Regions from separate parts of the Homo sapiens genome. Here region 1 is linked to region 2. Evidence: read pairs that join two places in POLR2A ChIA-PET (ENCODE). Cell type or tissue: Caco-2. All regions are shown on one strand. Each heading gives the region's core, and the rest is flanking DNA. Links, peaks and the distances in the headings are about the cores only.

Evidence for each region. ChIA-PET counts read pairs that join two places held together with the same protein. Peaks named below come from ENCODE experiments on the same cell type or tissue, not always from the same donor. Only the 100,000 strongest peaks of a DNase experiment are listed, where the experiment ranks them.
Region 1: POLR2A ChIA-PET joins it to region 2 with 5 read pairs; 9 of 35 experiments call an interaction of 5 or more read pairs at or near these places.

The regions. Positions count from the first base shown.
Region 1 is chr13:44,428,953-44,433,332 of GRCh38, forward strand. It overlaps TSC22D1 (TSC22 domain family member 1), which reads right to left. Exons shown (of 3, transcript NM_183422.4): 3 at 3,191-4,380. Among named protein-coding and RNA genes, the nearest start is that of TUSC8, 25 kb to the left of the region's middle. In Caco-2, for the core only: no CTCF peak of the experiment used is centred there; a DNase peak (open chromatin) is centred at 2,419.
Region 2 is chr13:44,216,993-44,221,394 of GRCh38, forward strand. No RefSeq gene overlaps it. Among named protein-coding and RNA genes, the nearest start is that of MIR8079, 23 kb to the left of the region's middle. In Caco-2, for the core only: no CTCF peak of the experiment used is centred there; a DNase peak (open chromatin) is centred at 1,809.

The sequences.
Region 1 (4,380 bases), core at 381-4,380, 210 kb after region 2:
CGGCAACACTCTTGCTCATCCAAATATGCTGCCTGGTTCGTGGGGGAGGGCACTATACTTCGGTCATTCAGGGATCCAGCTGACAAAGGCTCTGTCACTCCCAAGGTTGCCGGGTCTTCTCCATCCCATCAGTGGAAGGAGAAGGAGCCTGGCAGATCACTGAGAATGGTTTTCTCATGGGCCAAGCCTGGGGGGCTTCAGTTACTTCATCACTCATCCACTGACTAAACCTGAGTCCCACGGTCACTCCTAACTCCAAGGGGGCGGGGAGATGTAATTCAGGCGTGTGCCCAAGTGGAATAGAAAATGGAATCTTAGGCAACCAGCTTGTCGCAGTTTGCCTGGGACTTTCATGGATGTGACATTGAAAGTTCCACTACTCAGAACACCCTCAGTCCTGGGAAAACCAGTTTAAGTAGAGACACTAAGTCTCACTGTTTAAGTAGAGACACTACCTCTTCTGTTTTCTTGGTCTCTGAATCTACAGTGACTACAAACCACTTATCAGGGCATGAATTGGATGCACTTATGAGACAACAGGGCAGATTATTGTAACTGAAATATATGTGTCCCTGAAAATTTGGGTCATGTGTTATATAACCTTGGTGATACACATCTACAAACATGGTCTTTGTTCCTAAATGAATCAGCTATAAAATGTAGTGGTAGGGGATATACCGCATTGAAAAACACTACTCATTTAACAAGAGTTCCTAGAAGAATTCCCAGAAATATTTCTGCCAAAGGGTTCGTCTGAGAAGGAACAACAAATGAATAATTCAGATATTATATTGCATAAGGCAAATTTTGCCAGAAAACAAACTACCTCATTTATCTTAAAGACAGCTTATGTGAACTGTCCTTGGGGACAGGGACTGTGGCTCATTCACTACACTATCTCTGGCTTCTAGCAGGTACTCAGTAAATGTTCTCTGAGTAAGTTAACACATGGTTTTCAACACAAAGTACCAGTTTACTGTGCACCATAGTCACACAAATAGCCTGTGCCCCCTTTCTCTCATCAAAAAGAAGAGATTTTCCTGATTTATTTTGAGCTGAAGGGTGGTGAGCTGCCATTTAGGGCAGATTCTAGTTCTTGAGACAGTCAGACGACAGAAGGCGGAGGGGACACATGTGGCCTGTGGGCCAAACCAGCTTAGTAGGTGTGCTCTCTTATTTGGTCTGTGCAGTGTCCAAAAGTCAGGCATTTCCAGACAGAATCCTGGATTTATGGAACTTGGAAGAAATTGGAAGATCAAGCAACACAGTGCTTGAATTCCCATATGGCAACTGGATGGAGCTACATAGCACTGTCCCTGTTAGCTGAGCACACTCCCCAACTGCCACAGTCACTACCATGTCCTACTGCTTACCCTACTCACTCAAGAAGCTTCTCCACCATATCCGACAGACACTGGGGTCCTGAACACCTGGTCTAAAGCACAGACCTCTGTTGTAATACTGCACATTTTTAAATGGCTACTGAACCTTCCAAGTAGCTGTTGCCAGAACCTGATCTCCAAGCCTAGCGACTTCAGGCCTGCCTGGCATTCCATAGCACTGGTTTACATAGAACCTTTTTCTGTAATGAAATTAATAATTTAAGATATATATATACTCCACCTGTAATCATTTCCTTCCACCAATATTATTTCTGTAGTACCGAAAATATTGGACACTGAAACATGGACAATTCCCAACGAATCCCTTCTCTAATTCACAGAAATGAAATGCAGCCTTTTGCTATTATTTCTTTGATACAGAAAAAAACGGTGTGTTTCTATCTGTATTCTAAAGGACATTATTCCCATGTGTGTTTTCACAGTAAAGTTTAAACAGTCACTACTATTACCAAATACTAAATCAAAAGCTATTAGAAAATAAAGCTGCCACACCTTTATCCCTATGAAAAATACAAAATTAAATATATAAACAAACATAAACAAGCAGATGAATGACTCAGAAATAATAGTAATGGTTAACACTCCTTGAACCCACCTCACTCTGAACTGTCTCTGTGCTGACAGCTTCCCAGCATCAGCCTCCCAAAACCCCTATGGAGATAGCATGTCCCCATTTTAAGCATGAGGAAACAGAGAACAACAAGGAACTTGCCTGAGGTCACTTAGCTAGTAACTAGCAGAGGAGCTAGGATTAAAACCAAATTAATTTTAGCCATTAAGTTAAATGAATAAACAAAAACAGTGCACGCACACACACACACACACACCCTCCCACCAAAAGTTCGAAGAATAAAATAAAGTCATTATCAGATGCAGAGGACTGTAGCATCTGTGGCAAGACAGGATCTTTGTGACCTGATCCAATCCTTATTTCACAGGTGAGAACTCAGGTCTGAAGGATTCCATTCCTGGTCCAAAGGTCAAACAGCTGATGACTGCAGGGCCAGGCCTAGCAGCCAGAAGCCTGCCTCTCAGCTCAGGGTCCTCCCACACACCAGTGCAGGAACCTATGGCACTGTCTGCTTCCAAGTTCTATCGGTGGGCACAGATCTCCACTTGCAGGCAATGTTACCTAAGAGGGAGAGGAAACTTGATTTTCTCTGCCTCCATTTCTAAAAATCGTAATGCCACAATTGCTGCCTGAATGGATTTGAAGTTGACATCTAAAAGCAGTCATGTTGTCAGCCCCTGGTAGTTTCAACTACTTATTTTACACAAAGCAAGAGCAGAGTAGTGTCTATATAGATTAATTTTCATTCCTAATTTTAGTTATAATTAACTTTTATACATTTCTTGTATAAATTTAAAGCTGTTCTGGCATTGCATATTTATTCCATAATGAAAAATAAAAGTTCTCTTTTAAAGTATGCAAAAAATGCACACAATTACTGAAATATGAACACTGTTCATTTGAAATACAAAGTAGACGTTCATTCAAATCCATGTAAAATTCCTACTTCTCCTTCATTGAACGGGGGTTTCTCCTGCTGCAACTGATGTCATGAACACTCAGTGCTGGTACAGCATGCCATTCCCCTTAAAAATCTTTCCTTCTCCACAGAACATAAGTGCAACATAATCAGTTATATAATAACCCACAGGCCAATAAGACCTACACTCAGGTCTATAAGCAAGTAGCAAAATGCCTTTTTAAATTACCTTAAATATGTTTAAATATAAGTCAATCATCTCAAGTATGTTTAGTAATTACTAAAATGAGGAACATGTATGGAAAGACATCTTTTAATAATTCATTCTTATTTCACAAATATTCAGCTGCCAAAATTTCATGAGTCTCACATTTTTAATAAAAAGACCCAAAGTTCCATTAAATAATGGAGAAAAAAACTTCTCCACCATCTTAATACACTGACATGAGATTTTTCAAATTTTCCACGATTACCACCTATGGTATTTTAAAGATCTTCATTAAAAACATAAAAAATGAAATGGCTAGGGATTTCTATTCACTATAGTTTTTTCAAGGAAATGTAATTACTACGTAAGTATTCCTTTATTAAATTTGAAGTTATATAACCAACAAGCCAATATGAAAGATTTTTCTTTACGTCCTTTTCAAATTCCCCCAAAATATCTTTATGACAACTGCTATCAGCCTATGGCAGTGAGCCATCCATCATTTCAACAGGATGCCCGTGTCACCACTTTATAACACATGCACGCTATCGAACAATTCTTTTTAGGGATCTTGGATGTCCCATTCACCTCTCAATCTCCCACCAGCTCTAGATGAGAGAAATGAATGATTCAGAAAGTTTGTCCTTGTTCTGCAAGGACTTAAGACAAGCCTTAGAACTTGGGATTGGTCCAATTCCTACTGGGCAGGGGGCCACTGCTGAGGCCCTAGGTTGATAGATTACAGAGCCGGTAAACCCACCCCATTCACTTGCTCGCTCACGTTACTCCTACTGCAGAGTGGGATCCCTCAGGCTCACTCCTCAGGTGCCAGGGGCCAATCTGCCTCAGGATTCCTTCGTGGTTTTAATTTTGGCCTGTTTTATAGTCATGCAGAATCAACTGCAAGGACATCCTTGCTCATCTGGTCCCACCTCAAATCATCTTTTGCTTAGACAAAACGAATTATCCCAGGAGCTAGAAACTCATCCTACACTAGGAGAAACATCCCAACCCAGGGTGACAGGGTTCTTAAAGTGGAAATCAGCTTCTCCAACTTCCGTCTTTTGATCCTAGATCTGCTTATTCCAATTATACACAGAATAAGGCTCCTTCTTCCTCTCAGTTCAGTAAAAAATTAAGATTTTCAAGGACTCCTAGAATTTTAAAGCCAAAGGGGAATGTAAGAGATCATCTCTTTCAAACCCCTACATCCGTCCAGGAGTGAAGCAACCTGTCCAAGTCACACAGTAGTTAGAATTGAGCTGGACTCCTCCACTGT
Region 2 (4,402 bases), core at 163-4,162:
ATTAAGTAGTATCTTTTTTGCTTAAGGTGTTTCCTTCCTCTTCCCCTGTGCTCCTTTTCAGCTAGTTTTTTGTTTATTTGTTTTTTGCTTTTAAGACAAAGTCTCCCTCTATCGCCCAGGCTGGAGTGCAGTGGCATGATCTTGGAGCACTGCAACCTCTGCCTACCAGGTTCAAGTGATTCTCCCACTTCAGCCTCCCCAGTAGCTGGGATTACAGGCACCTGGCCCCATGCCCAGCTAATTTTTGTATTTTTAGTAGATACAGACATGGTTTCTCCATGTTGGCCAGGCTGGTCTTGAACTCCTGACCTCAAGTGATCTACCCGCCTCAGCCTCCCAAAGTGCTGGTATTACAGGCGTGAGCCACCGTGCCTGGCCTTTTCATCTAGTTAAATCCTACGTAACAACACCATCCAATAGAATTTTCTGCAATGACGGAAACATTCATTATCTGTGTTATGTAATACGGTAGCCACTTGCTGCAGGTGGCTAGTGAGCACTCGAATATGGCTAGCGCAACTGAGAAATGGAACTTTTAATTTTATTTACATTTAATTTATTTAAACTGAAATGCCAACATGGGGCTAGTGGCTACCATATTGGACAACATAGCTATATAACTTTCCATGAACTCAAAATTCACTTCCTCAAGGAAAATTCCCTTCATCCTCCTTCCAAAATTAGGCCTCATCTGCCCACTCTATGCTGTCTAGAACCTTCTTCTTTCATAAAGTCAATGAGGATTATAATTTTGAATAAGTTTGTGTGTATTACAAGTTTAATGTCCATTTCCCCTGGTAGAACAAGCTCTAGGAGAGTAGAGACGATGTCTCAGTTACTACAATGTGTGATACTTACTCAGTGCTCAATAAATATTTATTGCAATAATGAATGAGGCCAGATGTGGTGGCTCACGCCTGTAATCCCAGCACTTTGGGAGGCGAAGGCGGGCAGATTCCCTGAGCTGAGGAGTTCGAGACCAGCCTTGGCAACATGGCAAAACCCCATCTCAACTAAAAATACAGAAATTAGCCAGGTGTGGTGGCACATGCCTGTAGTCCCAGCTACTCGGGAGGTGGAGGCAAGAGAATCACTTGAACCCAGGAGTCAGAGGTTGCAGTGAGCTGAGATTGTGCCACTGCGCTCCAGTCTGTGTGACAGAGTGAGACTCCATCTCAAAAAAAAAAAATGAATGAATGAATGATCAAATGATCGTTAAAATATTCTATAGGATTATATACCGTATATATGCTTATTAAATAGTTGATCACAGAATGCAATCATATAATAAATAATCCTGGGAGGCTAACTGCTGTAATCAACAGAAACTGGGACTGACAGGGAAGGTAAGAATTTGACATGTTCAGTTTTGGGTATGTGAAATTTGAGATGCCAGATCAAGTGCATTAGGCCCTTTACCTTATTGTCAACTAAAATCGTAAAGGCTCTTCTAATTCATGAGAACATCCCACATCTCCTCTCTCTTGCACTTTGTAGCTAAGAGAAAAACCATTCACCCTTCTCATTAACATTTCTCATTCTTCCCTGAATGTTATGTTCATTGTTCAGCCTCTTGAAGTTGCTCTAAATCCTGAGTTTATGAGTGTACTTATCTCCACTCCCAGCTTTGCATTGTGTCAGTATTTATTTAACGTATTCCCAAAGCTGTTAATCCAGTTAATTGGTAAACATTGGCTATGTCAGAACCTGTAGCACAGTACCGAAGGAAGGCCTCCAGATAGATACCAAAATGCACGAATCAGCAGCACCCTTTGGATATGTCCTTTCACTCATTAAGTAAGCCCTGCCTGGAATGGAACTTGAGCCATGTCTGTTACTCTGGCCTCATGGAGCACCTGGGAGCTCACTAGCAAGCTCCTTAACTCTCTCCTGCTCCAGCTCCTTCTCAGCACTGTTGTTTCCTTCTTCTCCTAACAGATAAGTGGAAATTGGAGGGCCCCGTGGGCCTGCCTGAATCCAACTGCCACACCCCGGGCAAGCAGAGGGCCAGGGCCCTTTGCCCAAGTTTCCTTACAAACCCATGAAGGACAGTTTCAGAAAGCAGCACTCTAAAGGCACTCAGTGTCAGAGCCAAGGTAAACAGCCTGGGACACAGCTGCCGGTCCAACCGGGGTTAGGCAACGTGGACAGCCAGCGTGGGAAGCCAAGAGAAGCCGAGGAAAGAAAGAGAAGGGAGGTTTGAAGGGGGCAGTTGAGAGGGAGGCTTTGGCAGTTCTTGACTTCTGCTGCCATTGCAGTGGGCTTTGGAAGCCTTGAAAGGGACCGTAAAGATGAGAGCCAAGGAGGTGGCCACCAGAGGATGCATTTGATTGGGAATAGACAAAAGAGGCATCATCCTCACTTCAAAGCCATTTATCAAACACAGCAAGTGTGCTCTGCATAAGGATAAAGACCACCAGCTCTAGCATACATCTCAGGGTCCCAGAGAGGACAGGCAGACACCTCCCTGCGAACCCTAAGGCCTTACTGGGCAGCTCCCGACCTGGACAGGAGAGTTGGCACCACTAGCATACCGCCCTCCCTATTCTGCCTCCCTGAATTCCTTCTCAGCTTCTAGAAAGGGCAAACGGTCCTTCCATTACCAAAAGGCCCCCAACCACCACCCCTCCACTTCACAGAAAAACCATCACATGTTAACAGTCCTCACTGTTCTCTGCATGTTACATCACTGCTGACTTCTTTTAGTTTTTTCAAAAGCCCTAAAAACTGCTACCAGGAAATGAATAAGTCTACGTTGGATAATCCATAGCAATCTCATTTACTGTGAACAAGAGCCACAAACAGGACAGTGTGGTCATCTCTCAAGGGTGTTGGTGACCGGTCGGGTGATTCCCAGAAGAGATCAAAGCCAGGCAGAAAAGATGGCAAATGTAGCAGCTAGTGTAGTCAGTGGGTTGTGATTTGGCTGGAGCTGAGGCAAGGGAACGTCTGAAGCGAATGAATAAAACCCTGCACAGCTCTGAGAATGCCCGTGGCCTGGCCTGTGCTGTTGTTACATTTATATCTAATTCATGGAGTTGGTAACTGAGTGGTCGGGGCCCAGCCAGACTGCAGCAGCCTGTGCAGTTCCCCCAGGAGCCCGTTGGCCAGGTTTACCTTGCCTAGTTTCATCTCAAAGAAAAACATCGATTTAACAAATATCAAACCTTGGACCCCTGAGACATTGAAGCAATCAGGTTCTGTGGCCTGTAGGAAGCTTCTGCAATGCCAACCTGCTAAATGGTACCAAATGCCCAAACATTAGTCATAGGCACTATTATCAATGACCTACTGCATGCCAAGTGCTTGTATATAAACTGTTTCACTTGATCCTATTCCAAAATCTCTCTCCTGTCATCCTCACAGGCAACCGCTCTCATTGAAGTCATGATTTCTGCCTTTATCTCTGACTGGATTTCCCTGACTCATCCACACATAGCCTGAATAAACTTGGAAATGTATAAATATGAGCAAGTCATTCCCCTTCTTAAGACTTTATGCATTGCCGGTTTCCTTTGGGTCACATCTGCTCTCCTGGGCTCAGCATTCGAGGCCCTCTGTTGCTGCCGCTGCCCTCCTCCTGTCCCTCGGCCTCTCTTCTTATGCCTACCCTGAGTAGGTGCACCCCTGTGCCTTTCCAAGAGAACTTCCCCTGCTTGTGGCCACCGGAGAGTTCAGGTTCCTCCTTTGGGATCGCTGGCATCCTACTTTTCTCCCTGAGACCTTTCCTGACTTCACCCATTGCAGTGAGTCTCCCATACCCACGGTGAGGCAAACTTGGCAGCTTGTCCTTCAACCAATTGCACTCACTACACCCCTCCTTAATCATTCATTTCTTTCATTCTCAAAGGAGTTGATATCCTCAAGGGAGCCAGAAGTGGTTCTTGGTCAAGGGAGGCTGGAAAAATTTTGTTCTTTTTATTATAAATCACAGATATGCATATAGTACACAAATACAGTATATCTGTGATATTAAAATTTCACAGGATAGAGAAGGGAAGATTATGAAAAAATGTCTACCAAGGCTCCTTAGAGGCCAATAATGAAAAAAAGATTGAGAAATACTAAACCGGTTTGTTTGTATGTCTTCCTCACCAACTGGACCGTGAGTCCTCTGTGAATCCCCAGAGCCAGTGGAGTGCCTGACACATGGAGTGCTTTTGAAGAAATGTTGGCTGTTGAAAGCTGAATGCATGCATGCATGCATGAATGAATCCTCCCAATACTCCCGAGGGGTGGCATTGCTGCCCCATTGGGAAAGATAAGAGAACAGATGCTAAATGCCCTCCTCCAACACCATCAAAGTCCCAGAGTTAGTAAGTGCTGCAGTAGAAACTTTAAATTCAGAACTTCTAGACTCTAAACCCAATACTTTCACACCTTACTTTGGTGTAATTGATAG